2 separate regions of the Mus musculus genome follow, and region 1 is linked to region 2. Evidence: chromatin loops called from intact Hi-C (ENCODE). Cell type or tissue: left cerebral cortex. All regions are shown on one strand.

Region 1 (8,000 bases), 160 kb after region 2:
CTGCACCAGTGTCAAGAGCTCTCATCTCCTTTCTGCCAAGTTCTTTCTTGCACAGAGATGCTTTGCCCTCCCTCCTCACCCCCACCAGAGATACCTTCTTCTTTATTAAGTCAGCTTCTTGTAGATTGTTAGAGTCAGCGCCTTCCTCACTTAAGCCAATGCTGCCCTCTTTTTTCCAAGACTATGTATCAATTTTGTAACTATAATTGATCATAGTAATAGATATCTGTCTCTCCCACTGAAAGGGAACATCCACAGGGCAGGAACTGCTTTTTCCCTGAGCTTAACAAAGGGTTTTGCATACCATAGTTGTTCAATTAGCATGTGGTGAACTAAAGAATGAGCTAGAAACTGTGCTATAAATTAAATACTTTATTGTATATGTATGTATTTAAAAGCTGGCGAGAAGCCACAAACCTAACTTTTGGCATTTTCCTCACATCATCTCTGGCCCGAGTTTCCCCATCACCAGGTGTTCCGAATCTGTTGCTTCAGCCCCCAGCATCCTTCCTGTTTTTCCGCTGCCTTTCCTGAGCCTTGCATGTTCAAGCACAGTGCTGCTTCAGGGCCTTTGGACTCTGGTTTCCTGGCCGCAGTGTTCTTCCCACATGCCCACATGTTCACAGGGTCTTCTACACTGAAAAGTCCCAGCTCTCCCTGCACTCTGTCAGGGAAGCTTTTCCTGACGTCTCGGTGGAGGGCACGCTCTTTGCCCTGTAAATCATATATTTCTGTTTTGCTTTTGCCTAACATTTACCTCCATTGGAAGTAATTTTCTCCTACTGTTTGAATTTACCCTCTCCCAGCACTAGATTCTGAGTTCCATGTGGTCCAGCACATGTCGGCTACAGCTCAGAGCATGGCATCCAGCCATTTGGTGTATAGGAGGTAGTTGGCAAATGTAACTGAATGGCTAGACCTCACATTGGCCTTTTCTCTTCTGTATATGACAGTGCTGTAAGTCTGCATTGATTCAATACCTGCTAGCCATATGTAGCTGTGGGTTATTTTAAAATGTGGTTAATGTGACTGAAGAATTTGAATTTGAATGTAAACAGCTGCTCTGGCCAAGCTTTATCATAATGGCTGCTGCAGCTAAACCGAAGCTAATCTAGGCTGGAGGAGGAGGCAGGTGTCTCCTGGGCCTGCCCAAAGTAGGTGGTCCGGTCGTGCTGGTTTCCTCCCGAGCTCGAGCTCGGGCTGTAGACAGTGGCAGGCCAGGCATCTTTAGAGTCAGCCTTCGTCTTACTTGGGGCAAGCTATTCTGATTTCTCCCCTGTGAAATGGGGGAAGTTTTGCTTCTTCCGGTGGTGGTGTTAGGATTACATTAGGCTAATGATCTACAAGCCTGTGCAGCCTGCATGGCACTTTGCTCTAGTGTAATATTAGTCGCGTGTATGAATATGTGTGCTGTTGAACTTTGGGAGGATTGGAAGTAATGGAGACCAACAGGCAGTTAGGTCCTTCCTATCTGCTGAAACTGTGAATGTGGCAGAAAAAAAAAAATCTTTTGCAATGAAATTACCACAGAGGTCTCCCTTTGGATCTTGCCTTCTGACGCCCTTCTCCCAAACTCAGGCAAAGACTACCATTTCTGACATTACAGTTTCCTGGTTTCTTTACAAGCAAGGCTTATTTTGGCTTGGTGCTGAGCCTGGAGAAATGCATTAAAACCTGGCAGCTCTGTTCTCCCGTCTCTGGGTGCCTCGGGGCTCCTGCCAGCGGTGCTCGGTTAAAAAACGTGCTTCTGGATGGTTTCACTTGCCCGCAGTCCTGCGTGAGATAGCTCATTAACGCCGGTTTCATTGCTGCTGCCAGCCACTCCTCTGCATGCCTTCCCCTCCCCCACCCCAGTGACAGTGGTCATGCATGACATGTAGAAGTAATAAACTCGGACCTAAAATTTACTACCCCCATCTCCGTCCGAGGAATCCCCTAGCAACGCGTAAATACAGAGTCCGGCGAAGCTCGCCTGTCGGGTCCCCTCACCACAATCCCCACGGCCGAGAAGCCCGACGATCTGGCCCCGCACCACTCCAGGTGGCAATCGCACCGTCACCCAATCTCCCTTTCAGCCTGGCTGCCACTGAAGACCCGGGCCGGGGCAGCGACGGGGCCGCGAGGCCTGACTGGAAAGGGCTCGCGCGCGCGGGGCACCGTCGCGGTTGGGGCCACTGACGGGAGGGTCCCCAGGACAAGCGCTGGCCGTGGGGACTGGGGGGCGGCGGGCCCCGAGGGGCGAGGGTTGCAGCCGGCGTAGACAAAGAACAGCGCGGTCCCCGCCGCCCTCGGCTTCCCCGCGCGTCCTCGCAGAACGGGCAGCCGTGAGCCCGGGGCTCCGGTTCCCCGGGGCAGCCCGTCGGTCTCTGGCCGCTCTCGTTCGCGCAGCGGCCGAGCAGCCCTGCCCTTCCGGGCGGAGCGGGCCGTGGGCGGGAGGCGCGCGTGTGCTCCGGGCACAGCCCGAGGTGCGGGCAAGCCCGAGGGGGCGGGGACGGGCGCGGGGGCGGGGGCGCGGCTGGGACACGTGTGGCGGCGGCGGGGGAGGGGGCGGCGCCCGGGGCTTTAAGAAGGTGCGGAGGGGGCGGGCACTTTCCCAAGCCCGGCCGAGGGGCGTCGCGTGCACACCGGCGGCGGCGGCGCTCGGAGGCGGACGACGCGCTCTCGGCGCCCGCGGCCCCGGTTCCCCCCGCGCTCTCGCTCCGGCGGCCCAAAGTAACTTCGGGAGCCTCGGTCTCCCGCTAACTTCCCCCCGCGGGCTCGGTTGCCCGGACCCGCTCGGCTCGAGCCCGCCGCCGGCTCGCCTTCCCCGCACGCGGCTCCTCCGTGCCGGTGCCTCCGAAAGTGGATGAGAGAGCGCGCGGGGCGCGCGGCGGCACGGAGCGCGGCGGCATGGAGCGCGGCTGCTGGGCGCCGCGGGCTCTCGTCCTGGCCGTGCTGCTGCTGCTGGCGACGCTGAGGGCGCGCGCGGCCACCGGCTACTACCCGCGCTTCTCGCCTTTCTTTTTCCTGTGCACCCACCACGGGGAGCTGGAAGGGGATGGGGAGCAGGGCGAGGTGCTCATTTCCCTGCACATTGCGGGCAACCCCACCTACTACGTACCGGGACAGGAATACCATGGTAGGTACCACCACGGCATCCCTACGGCGCCACGGTGGCCCGCGAGCGCATCTTTCCATCCTTTTCCTTCTTCCCAGGGGCCAGCCGGCCGGAGACCGGGACAACCTCCTACCTCAGCGGGGTGCGCTGCCTGGGGAGAGAGAACAAAGTTAGTGGAGAATGGAGTCCTGAGTTGGGATTTCAACTGTCCCCTAACACATAAACTGGTGCTTATGTGACAGGCCACACAAGCTTTTGGTACTGCTGTCCCCCACCCCTTCACTCCCTGCAGCTGCCGAACCTGCGCATCGTGTTTTCCTAACCCCAGTACTTAGATACCAGACTTTTGTCCTGTTCTGGGTCCTCCTTGGTGGGTCCCCAGGTGGCGCTGGGGTTGTCACTGGGTTTTGCCGGCCAGCTGCCGACAGATTGGAGCACTTTGGTCGGTGGCTGCCCATGCCGGCGGCCAGTTAAAAGTTCCCGCTGCTCTGCAGCCAGGAGTCCCTAGTGATCTGTCCTCAAGAAACAGAGCGGCTGTTTCCAACCCTTTATTCTTTTAAAGAGTCGTTTAAAATATCAGTGATTGATGATTTCTGTCATCCCCTTCATACTTTTAGCTTGGTGCTTGCTGTTGTTAGCATTGTCTGGGCGATGCTTACTAATCACTTGTATCTGCACAGCTTTAAGTCCCTGGCAGGACCTACAAGCTTCTCCCCACAAAGGCGATCCCTCTCCTAAGGGATCAGTATGCAATCCTTCATCGAGGTGAAACATTACTGCAAAGTTGAATTTTAGCAACAAGAAGAGTAATTTAATGTAGTATGCAGTCCTTCATCGAGGTTAAAACATTACTCAAAAATAAAAATTAGCTACAAGAAGAGCAATTTAGTGTAGTCCATATACTTTTAATCAAGTGAAATATGTGGGAGATAAACCATGTGTACTTTCTGTCTTCATTCTGGGACTTCTTAATGATAGGAAATGTTAAATTGGAAAATTTCCATAAAATATTTATACCCAATGACATAAACTATCATTGAGTGAACTCATGCCATCCCAAGGGTGCTGTCTGTAATAGGCTACAGGTGTTGACAGAGCAGAAGGTGGCTGGCATTTCACATAGATTTGGGAGTGAAAATTTTGTAAAAATGCTAAAGAGTTTTCTGTTTCAGTAAAACCTTCCTACCCACCTCCAAATGGCTTTGGCTGAGTCTGTTCATCCTAGATATTTACACCAGTGGCTTTAACAACTTCCTCAGAGGGGTGGCAGCCTTGTTCCTGCAATTTCATAATTTAATTTTAGGAAATCAATTTCTGTAACTAGTCCTTTAAATAAAAGGGTTTGCTTGTACGTGTTCCCTTCCCAACAGTTATCTGGTGCTTTTTCTGAGATCATGGAAATCTTTGCAGTGAAAGGAACGCCAGTGTGGTGACCACCCAGACCTAACCTACAGACTGACTGAGACAGTGGTCACTTGGCGTGCCCCTTAGCAGACGTGTAGCTGGTTATCTGTGAGAGCCGCTAGTCGGTGAGTGAGTGAATGCTGGTCTAAAAGGTGCTCCTGTCAAGCTGTGAGGGGTGTCTCTGATGACAGAGCCGCATCAGCCCCCACCACACAGACCCTTTGTACATCACTGCTGAAGGGAGTATCAGTGAGACTGAGAATAACCATCTACAGCTTTTGGGTTTGCTGTAAAGTTGGCAGATGAACCACAGCCTGACTGCAGTCATGTCACTAAGCCTGAAAAGAGGGGAATGAATGCATTCTTTCAGACTGGACATTGTAGGGAACAGGTCCCCAGAACCTCTCTTATGCCACCAGAAAAGATGGAGGGATTTTATCATGTAACTTGAAAGGTCAAATTATTAGAGTAATGCCATTTTAAATTCCTATTAAATATTGTATCAAAGTTTAAGCTTTGGGAACCAGCTGTATAACTCTAGGCCTTCAGTGTTTTTCCTATAAAATGCTCTACAGGTAGGAGAAATGCTTAAAACTGAAATTATACATATATGTGGCTTTTTAATTATTAAACCTTTGGAAATGAAAAAAATAGCATCTGTAAGAATTGACTCACTATAGGAAAACATAATAAATACATTTGTGGTTGACTCATTTTGATGAATGTTGAAAGCAGGAGGAGGTCATTTGATCAAAAGCCTACTTACGTAAGGAAATCTGTAAAATATGGGCTTGGGAATCTCTTTCTAGCCTTCTAAACCTTTTAAATGCAGCACTCATGTCAGGAAAAACGAGTTTGTCTTAGATTTCCATCAAGCTCGGGGATTTGGATGAATGGCATTTGGGTGGAGAGCTGGTAGTTTTGAGGTTTTTTTTTCCTTTTTCTTTCCCCCTTACGACTGTGTTGAGATAGAGCTGGTGAGTAGAACGGCACCCACCATAGACGGTTAATGGCGATGTCAGCTCCTCTCTGAGGCTTGGGCTGTGTGGCAGTGTATAATACAAGTGGTCCAAAGTCACACATTCTTGTATGAATTATATTTATTTAAAGATCTCTGTGGAAAGTCTTTGAGTAATACAGTGCTAAAGAGTCTAAGCCTGTGATAGAAATGTCAAGATTTCTAACAGTAAGTAGTAAATCTGCTCATTTAATGAGCTTCTATCGCATACATAACAAACGGTGAGAGTCAGGATCTCCTTCCTATTTGTTTTAAATTCTGTTATACAGGAAGGCTTTTTATGGCATTGTTAGTCATAGACAAACTATGATCTCTTCTCATGGATACACCACAGGACATCGTTGAGCAAAAAGGTAACCCGTTAGTGTTGAGTTAGAAAGGCCTCAGAATTTGAATGCTTTAGTTTTCTGCTATCCAAAGATGCACTCAACTTCCCAATGGGATTTCTAGACTTCAAATCTGAGACTTTTTTGTAGAAATTCCCAAACAATTGGAAGAGGAAAGTGGTTCCGTCTAAGTGGTTCAGTCACAGAGCCATCTCTGTCCCCTGCCACACCCAGGGATGCTCTGTTTCTTCTCGGGACCAGCTCAGTTCTGTGAGACGTGTTGGGGCTGAGCTGGCGTCTGCAGCCGGCTCCCTGTGATCATACCTCTTCTTCACAAACAACCGGAGGTGGCTAATACCATGTCTTCGCAACCCCCTTTCCTGTTGTCCGGTTAATTTACAGAGAATTTTGAATGTTACTTTCTTCCAGTTTTACTTAAAACTTCAGAAAGATGTTTATTCTTCTTTGCTTAGGACAGCTAATATCTTTGGGAAAGCAGATAATTTGCTTTGGGACAGAAAACCTTTTCCACATCTTGGAATTCATGTCAGATAAGAACCTGCCCACCATGTAACAGACTACACGGTCACCATTGTGAAGCTAGGCATCCTCTAAGAGCATTGTAGAGCAAAGCACATGAGCCTGCCCTAATGCCTCAGCCTTCAGAAGGCAATTTACCATGATATGGAGATGGAATCCCTGTTCTTTTGGTAGCATAAAGCAGAGGAAGTGTTTCATTAGCCATGAGAAATAGGCTCAGCAATACCCGACTGAAGGGAGGAACCAGCAGTAAGAACATGTCTGCAGTAAAATCGAATTGGCGATGGTGGACAAGGAGCATTGCTCTGCACTTTGTTGACTCAACATTACTATCGGTGATTTTTTTAATTCCATTTTTCTACTCCATCATTTTTTCACAAGTGACATTGTTGGGAAAGCAGGAGAATCAATTTCCTAAGGCCCAAACTGAACATTCCCCTTTAAAAGGCATAATCAGGGCGATGTGCTAGGGCTGCTTTGTTGTAATAATTAAAGTTACTACTTTGTAGGGAAATGTGCTCAGCAGCCAACTGGTTGCTGTTCATTTTTTTTTTTCAAAGAAAGCATGATGTAGTGGCCTTTAAAGTACAGAATACAGTCTGTCTTAGACTTAGTTTGAAAATACACCCCAGGCTTAGCTCCCTTTAAGGGAATGATGTTACTATTCGAATGAAAGTGATTTCCGATTGCTAATGTAACTATTGTTGATTGGTGTGTGGCCACTTTTCCTGGTTATGTTAGAGTCTGGAATCAGCACATGTATCCATCACATGCAGTTCCTAAGTGAAGCACACCTGTGCCCTGTGCACATATGTCTGTGCAAATTGGATGTTTAGAGAATTCTGTCTCACTTGTTACATATTTTATCTTACTCTCCTCGGTTTATTCCACTCATAGTTTACTGGTGTGGTTCATATTTTTTTGAAATCATATAAATCCTACTTTGTCCAATTTATATTCTGTGTGTTCCAGTCTCAAGCTGGAAAAAAAAAAAAAGCCCAGGTGTTTGGAATGCTAATCTAAAGCCTCTAGCCTGGGCAGAACTCGAGTCCATGCATAGCACCACAGAACTTAGAATAATACCTTCATTTTTGTGAATGTTTATTTTGAATGACTGTTTTATTTAGATGTTAAAAATAAAAGATGCTTGTACCTCTATAGTCACAAACCGCCTTACTCCAATAAACATTTCTTTTTATCTCTAAGAGGATGTTGGATATTTTAACAGGTTTCTCAAATAAGTACAAGTGGATTCCAGACTTTCCACTGATTGATACAGTTAAAAGGAAACATTTAAGAGTGATTTTTTTTGTTGTTGTTGTTTCTTTTCCTATTCTTGAGAGTTGGCCGACTTCATAGGATCATCTGTAAGCCTAACTTTGGAACGATTACACATTAGGCTACAATTTCATTCTGATAATCTATAATGCTACTTTGGATAATTGTTAACTTTAATTAATTGGACTCATTACATCTTTAATCTTCCCAACTATTTGCTGAGGTAGAACCTTTCACTTCAGCGAAGCTTCACATCTGAAAACCATGAACTGAGGGACCAGGATTTTGTGAAGATTTGGAATTGAGAGGATTTGTAAAGACTCGTATGTTTTGCAGA
Region 2 (8,000 bases):
TTTAAAGCTGTATTGATTTTGTGTGTGTGTGTGTGTGCGCGCGTGCTAGTGTGCATAGTGAGACCAGAAGAGCAAATGTGGTTCCTGTAACTGTTGTGCACCTCCCAGTATGCTTCTTGGAGTTGAGAGTAGCAAGTGTCTTAGCCCGGAGCAGTCGCCTCAGAATTTTCTTTTTTTCAAAAATAATTTGTAATTATTTTTACACTACAAATTTTTCTATTAATATACTTAAAATCTAAGTGGTCTTTATAGCTCTTAAATAAATCGCCATTTTGAAGAATAGAATAAAAGGTAAGAACTGGGGGAGAAACACTCAGGTTGGGTTTACTATAATCCTCCTGTAGTATTAAAAAATAATGTTTCGGGGGCTAGTGAGATGGCTCAGTGGGTAAGAGCACCCGACTGCTCTTCCGAAGGTCCGGAGTTCAAATCCCAGCAACCACATGGTGGCTCACAACCATCTGTAATGAGATCTGGCTCCCTCTTCTGGAGTGTCTGAAGTCAGCTACAGTGTACTTACATATAATTAATAAATAAATAAATAAATAAATAAATAAATAAATAAATAATGTTTCATAGCTCCAGACTCACAACCATCTGTAATGAGATCTGGCTCCCTCTTCTGGAGTGTCTGAAGTCAGCTACAGTGTACTTACATATAATAAATAAATAAATAAATAAATAATGTTTCATAGCTCCAGACTCAGACAGAGTTGTGAAAAGCAGTGTAGACTCACTGCATGGAGGGTTTGACTGAAAGCCCTACTTGAGGGCAGGCTTCAAAACCATAACCAATTGTGTTCTTTAAGTGGAAGATCTTATGTGCTTAAAAACCTACTCCAGTGCTACATCACTGTTTCCCACCTAAGGCCATATTGTACCCAAACGTTTTAGAAATCTTGATAAATATAGTCCCAACATGCTTTAATTTTGAAAGATTTTTGTATCTTCCTAGATTTTGAAATAAAGGTAATGGTTTTTAGGGTCTCTGAATATCTTATCAGTGTTTATATTTTCTTTCTTTCTTTCTTTCTTTAAAAAAAAGTTGTATTTACTGTCTGTTATTTCAAAAGCATACTTGTTTGCTATGCACACACCCCTTGTTGTATGTTTATGATTTTTTATTATTTAGTATTTATATGGCACTTCCATTCTAATATAAGTACATTCATGTCAGTTTTTGTTTTTTTGTTTTTTAGACAGGGTTTCTCTGTGTGGCCCTGGCTGTCCTGGAACTCATTCTGTAGACCAGGCTGGCCTCGAACTCAGAAATCCTCCTGCCTCTGCCTCCCGAGTGCTGGGATTAAAGGCGTGCACCACCACTGCCCGGCTACATTCATGTCATTTTTATTAGTTATTCCTCATAGCACCCTGGTGAAACAGAAGAGCGTTTATGTACTTATTTTTCTTTTTTTCTTTTTAATTAGGTATTTACTTCATTTACATTTCCAATGCTATCCCACAAGTCCCCCACACCCTCCCCAACCCACTCCCCCACCCACCCACTCCCACTTCTTGGCCCTGGCATTCCCCTGTACTGAGGCATATAAAGTTTACAAGACCTAGGGGCCTCTCTTTCCACTGATGGCCGACTAGGCCATCTTCTGATACATATGCAGCTAGAGACACAAGCTCTGGGGGTACTGGTTAGTTCATATTGTTGTTTCACTTATATTTTCTTCATTCAACTTTCTTTCTAGATAATTATACATTCACCTACAGTTGTAAATGGTGTTCCAGACCTTGTCTTCCTGTGTGTCCTTCACTGACTTCGCTCAGCAGGGACATTTTGCACAAGGTCCAGCTAAAAGTATCCCAGTCAGGAAGTTGGCATTGATGTAGTCTGCTGATCTTATTCTAACTGCCCCACTTCTCATACACATTTGCTATATGACTGGTGTTGTTGGGGTTGTTGTTTTGTGGGTGGGCAGCAAGGCCCGCTAATTTTTAAAATGTTTGTTTGGTTTGGGTACTAAGGATAGAACCCTGAGGACAGACCACCAAGTGTTTCTCCCTACATCTATTCATCCTTATATACATCTCTACATTTGGCCATAGAGACATTTTCTCCTCCAATTAAGGTACAAACCATTTTCATCATTATAAGGATCTACCGATTTTTCATTGACAGCTATACCCTTAAGTCTCCCTTGTCTTTCCCAGTCTGTGGTAGCTGAGATTCATCTTTCATGTATCAATAGTGTGGGCTCCTGTATAGGTGCGTGTACCTTTGTGTAGATGTGACAGGTGTCCCTGGCAGAAGTCAGTGTTGGGTGTCTTCCTCTGTCACGCTGCCTTATTTTCTGAGGCATGATCTTTTGCCATTTTACTAGACTAGCTGAGCATCACACTCTTGGGATCCCTGTCTTTACTCTCCCCAGAGTTGTGATTGCAGGTGCATATTGCCACACCAGCTTTTTGTGTGAGTGCTAGGGAGTCCTAACCACCTCTCAGGTCCCTTATGCTTGTTAAACAAGTACTTACCCACTGACCAATCTCCCCAGCCCCTTTCTTTGTTTTTATTGCTTAGTGCTCTGTGATGTGACTGTACCGGTTTTTAAACATTAACCCGTTTGACATATACATTCTTTCAAGTATTTTAGTTTAGAGGTGGTTGGTAGAGGTTTTTGGTTTAACTTTTATAAATGAATCTACTCTGGAATTTAGTCTGCAGATTTTTATATGAAGCTGTTCTCTTGCTATGTACACTGACTAAATAGCATTGGCCTAAATATATGCTGCTGCTATAATTTTTAATCAAGTATTAGACACAGGATGTGTTGCATTTTTCTACGTACTTGCTTTCTGTTGTTCTTTTCCTTTTTTGATGCTTGCTGCTCCTTTTATACTTTTGTTTGAAGAATTTTCTTTTGGCTATTCTTTGCCAGTGGCAAATTCTCTAATTTTCTCTTGTTTAAGAATGTCCATTTCCACTTAATTTGCAAATGGTAGTTTTGCCAGACACAGACTTCTCAGTTCATTTTCACAGCACTGTCTTCTGTCCATGGGGAGAAAAAGGCTAGCCATAAGTCTGGTGTTGCTGGCTCATGCACTGCAGTGCTAAGCCTGACTTACTTTCTATTGTTGGACAAGGAATTTCCAAGTTTTTACCTCTGTGTTATTCCTCGGGGCCTGGCATCCTGCATTGGCCGCAGTCCTTCCCTGGCCTCCTTGGTTGTCCCTGTGTTAGTTACTCCCAGGGGAAGCAGGATATCTGAATCTATGCCATCTTATTGGAACTGGAAGTTACTTCTCCTGTGGTTATCCTTTTCTAAATCCTGTAAAGCTTTTGAACATTTATTTTGAAATATGTTCAGGGTAATTCAAAGTTCAATTGAATGACAAGCCTTCTGTAAACTAGAAGTACTAAAAATAGATTGCCTGTAATGTTCAAGTAGAGGATGTTTTGTCATTGTTTAGTGAGCTTTTCTCCAAGGAAGATTAAGTCCTTCTGAGATGTTACTTTATAACCTACAGACTCTTCTCTCTTTCCTTGCTGAAACTAGAGAAGCTATGAATCAGCTTCTGCTCCTAGCAGTGTAATGACAGAAGTGACTCTTCTGTATCTCTTCCTTGGGTATCGTATTTGTCAGTGAATCCTGAAGAGCTAGATGAGAAAGACCATCTTGTCTTTGTCTTATGTGTGTGCTGGAGTAGGCAGGGGAGCTCCTGTGTCTAGCAATGTCTGATGTGTACACTGACGGCCTCAAGCTAGTTAGCTGTAAGCATGGAGACCTGCTTCTCTTGGATTGTTAGGAATATTTGAAGTTAAACAAGAAAAATTATTTTCTGTGTTGTAATCTTTGAATGTTCACATTCTAGAGAAAGTCCACGAGAGTTTAATGGATAAAAATAGATAATTAAGGATGAGATGATGGAAAGGGTAAATGTCCTTATATTTATGCAAAATTAGGAATAATTTCTTACATTTTTCTAAAAGTTTTGATTTAGAGTTTTAAATTGATGTGTTTGAGATTTAAAGAATTAAGCCCATAAATTATTTTTGTGCTTTGATATATTCTGATTTTACTCTAGCAACTTTATAATAAACTGGGAAATTTTTAAAATTTTTAACAAAGTATTCTTAAAGCATCAGTATTTTTTATACTATTTTATATAACAGGTGTTTTCCTGAACTGTGTATTCATATGTTACTGTTAGTTCTCAAATGACAACGTTGTGGAATGAATAGCACTGAAATTATGCTTTTTGTATACAAAGTCTAGATGAATTATTTTGTTTAGGTTTGAATGGTTTAACACTAGCTTTCTTAAAACAGCCCCCTAGCTCCCTAAAAACTGATATCATCATTAAACTCATATTTCGGAAATGACTTTGACTGATATTATCATGTTTTTGCACGCTTTACTTGATTGGTTTATAAATGGTAGAACTGAAAGTGATCTCAAAGTGGTTTATTTGTTCCAAGCTTTGCACAGTCACTGTGACTGTCCTGTAAGCATAAGCTTAGATAACTGAAAATGTGTTTGAAATTTTAACCTAGCTCAGTTAAAGACATATGTGATGTTTGTCCGTGAAAATGGTGGATGAAGAATAATAGGCAATATAAGAACCTAATTAAATATGAGATAGTGTTTAATTTATAGGAAAATAGAAGTTATAAGAAGTATAAGGAAAAAATTGCTGGTAAAGTAAGAGGTAATTAATGTTTTCTCTTACATTAAAAGAAGTACAAAGTAGACCAGCCTTTAATAATCCAGGAGCTTGTAAAACTTTCAAGCATTTTAGGAAGTGAATCCCTATGGAAAACAGGGCTGCAGTTAATTTAGCTTTGCCGTGGGAGAATGTCTTAACTCTTCCATTCATTTCACATTCTATTTAGGACAGGAGTTAGCTCACTTAGTAAAGTGCTTGCATGTATGAAGACCTGGATTTGGTCATTAGCACACACACTAAAAGCAAAAATATAGCACCCATTTGTGATCTCAGAGCCTGGGAAGCAGAGATAGGCAGACCCCCGAAGCTCACTGGCCTACCAACCTAGCCAAAGTGGTAAATACACCTTGGGTCCTTAGAAGAGAGACCCTGTCTCAAAAATTAAAAAGATAAATGGCTTCTGGGGAATGACACCTGAGTTTGTCTTTGGCCTCCACACGCACGTATACTTAAGTGTACTAAACATACACACACACACACACACACACACACACACACAAACATAGGAACCTGTATACATGCAAATGATGGTTATGTGAGAAAATGTTATATTTTAAATCATCTGTTAACAATCCAGGACTCTTTAGTGAGTACCCATCGTTCTTAAGCTAGGTTTTCAAACACACATACAAATTTGGGTGTACAGAGTTTACAATACTTGTATTTGTATGGATTCATTTATGTCTTTATTAATAGCACTGTAAGTAAATAAAGGTATCATTCAGTCTCATTAAATTTTCTCATAAGAATATCCTTTCATTTTTAGATTACCTCCCTAGTGACTCTACAGCTGTTAACCATAGTTGGTCATGAAGATCAACTTAATGGGCCAAAATACAAATGCACAGTTTCTCTAGATTTCATCAGAGCTATTGCACGGTAAGTGTAGATTATCTGATTGTGTAAAATGTCACAGTTATGCAAATTGTATGCTAACTAAAAGTATCCTTCCTAATATAATAAAAAGTCATTTAAACAAGAAAAGATCATTTAGCTGCCAAGATTGAATAAGTTCCATTGTAGCATCCTCTAATCTAGTTTATCAATGATGTAAAGTTACAAGTCGCAGCTAGTGTGTTAGATGACAGAAATGAATTGACTGCAGTACTATATATAGGAAGGTTGGATTCCAGAGATCATTGGCTACCAAAGCTCATATGTATGGAAACATGACACTCCACACCACAAGGGCATCCTCTTCCCTCATCAGCCCTCCTGCTCTCGCGTGACATCTTATGACACACACTAGCAGGTGCTGGCTTGAGCTCTGTCTCTCTCCATCCCACGTGCTACCACCTTCCCCAGTCCTCTTCCTCACGTCCTTAACTGACTGCCTAGACTACCCCTCTCTCTAGTGGCAGCAGATCCTCCAAGGCTGCTTGCTGTCTGTCATGAAATCATTCCCATGACCCCTCCTCTTTCCTTGTTCTCCTCAGGGATGATTACCCTGCTTCAGACTCCCAGCCAGGACAGTTTAGCGTGTAGTTTATAGCATTCTGTCCTGCCTACTAGATTCCTGACTGTAAGTAAACTATACATCCTGACGCCTGTGCTCCCCTTTCCATGCTTCATTCAGAAATACTGAAGCCATTGGTTTAGAACCCTGTCAGTGCCATTACTGCGGGTGGCCATCTATATCTCCCTGCCTGAGTGTATGTAGAGTGGGCATGGGGACCCTCCCTGCCTAAGGAATTCTTCACCTGCCTTTGTTCAGAACGCCTCCCCCTCCACTTCCCCAGAGGGCACTCCTCCCCAGCTGCTTGTTTTCCCAGTGGTTCTGAAGCCCTCTTCTGGAGACCCTGACTCCATGGTGCTGGCTTTTCTCTTGGTTTCTTTGTCTGTTTTTGCTGGGGTTCATTTGCCAGCCTGTTCTCTCTACCTGACCTTTAAACGGAGTTAGTTGTTCCTTGAGGCTTGATCCCAGCTTCTTTTCTCATAATACACTTTTCTCCTAAGCAATTTTAGCTATACCTACAACTTCAACAACCATTAGTAAGTCCCATTATTGTTAAAGGCCATTTCATTTTCATATTTCATATTTTTGACCTTTATTAGACATTATAGTCCAACTCAAGACTGAATTCAGAAAGTCTGATCTGTTTTCACGCATAAACAAGAAAAGAAAGGCTGATCTTTCCTTCCTGGTCCTGTTTGAGCGGTCAGCACTGCGGTCTGCCGTGCTGCAGAGGCCTAGAATTTGAGAGTGACCTTGTTCTTTTCTCCCGTACTGTCCATGTCTACTCACTGTTCTGTGAGGTCTGTAGTCCTTCTGTAGATCACACATTGGTGGCTTTACCACTCAGTGATGTTCTCTCACTCTTTAGTAGCCTCCTAATTGATTGTCTCTACTCTTATCTAAATATAACCCACTCTCCTCACTACAGTCAGAAAGATCTATAACAATTAGCTTCAGTCTCCTAGACACAAATCTCCTGTATCTTCCTACATACATATGGCCTTCGTCCTGTGGACTCACACTTGAGCCTTTTCTAGGTTTTTACATTCACCATTTCGCATGTAGCTTTTCTCCACTTATATTTCACTGTGACCTTGTATTTCTGAAGCCTTTTCCGATATATCATCACTATCCTCACCACTTCCTGTATCACTTTCCATCCTCTGGGCTGAGTTTTAGGAAGATGAACTCTAATTATTCACCTTACAATTTACACTGATAAATATAAGTCAAAATACTCTTGTCCTTTCCAGTTCAGTAAAACCTTAGGTAGGACGGAACCATGTGGGCTTGTTTTGGAGGTGACATCAAGAAAAAGAGTGAAGAACACAGTCTCACTCGAAATTGAGGTATGGTAGGAGGAGAAAGTCCCTATGATGATTGTCAGAGAAGTGGCTGGGTCTACTTTGAGGCGTCTGTGGCTATCCTAATTTGCTTTCTATTGCTCTGAGAGAGATCATGGCCAAATGCAACTTGGGGAGGAGAGGGCTTATTTGGCTCTCTCTCCTGATCACACTCCATCCATTGAGAGAAGCCAACTTAGGAACTCAAGCAGGGCAGGAACCTGGAAGTAGAAAGTCATGCAGAGACCATGGGAATCTCTTCCTACTGGCTTGCTTTTCATGACTCATGTACTGCTTTTTATACCACCAAGACCATCTGCCTAGGGTCACCAGAGTGGGCTGGGCCCACCCATATCAATCATTAATCAAAACAAACAAACAAACAAACAAACAAAAACAACTCTATATCCTTATCTATAGACTAATCTGGGGGTCTGTATTTTTCACTTGATCACTCTAGTTTGTGTCAAGTTGAGCAAAACAGTGACAGCTAGTCAGCAAAGTTTTAAAGAACAAACTACTAG

What was found. A loop is a pair of places that touch in the nucleus more often than their neighbours do. Peaks named below come from ENCODE experiments on the same cell type or tissue, not always from the same donor. Only the 100,000 strongest peaks of a DNase experiment are listed, where the experiment ranks them.
Region 1: a loop joins it to region 2, with 2.7 times the contacts of the local background. A loop is called at or near these places in 3 of 42 quality-filtered maps.

Annotation. Positions count from the first base shown.
Region 1 is chr5:22,339,298-22,347,297 of GRCm38, reverse strand. Reln (reelin) reads left to right here and starts at 2,593. Exons shown (of 65, transcript NM_011261.2): 1 at 2,593-3,118. The coding sequence starts at 2,890. In left cerebral cortex, no CTCF peak of the experiment used is centred here; DNase peaks (open chromatin) are centred at 1,746, 2,904, 3,136 and 3,495; H3K4me3 peaks cover 2,463 bases; H3K27ac peaks cover 382 bases.
Region 2 is chr5:22,497,532-22,505,531 of GRCm38, reverse strand. It overlaps Orc5 (origin recognition complex, subunit 5), which reads left to right. Exons shown (of 14, transcript NM_011959.3): 13 at 5,444-5,556. Among named protein-coding and RNA genes, the nearest start is that of Gm22887, 33 kb to the left of the region's middle. In left cerebral cortex, no CTCF peak of the experiment used is centred here; no DNase peak of the experiment used is centred here.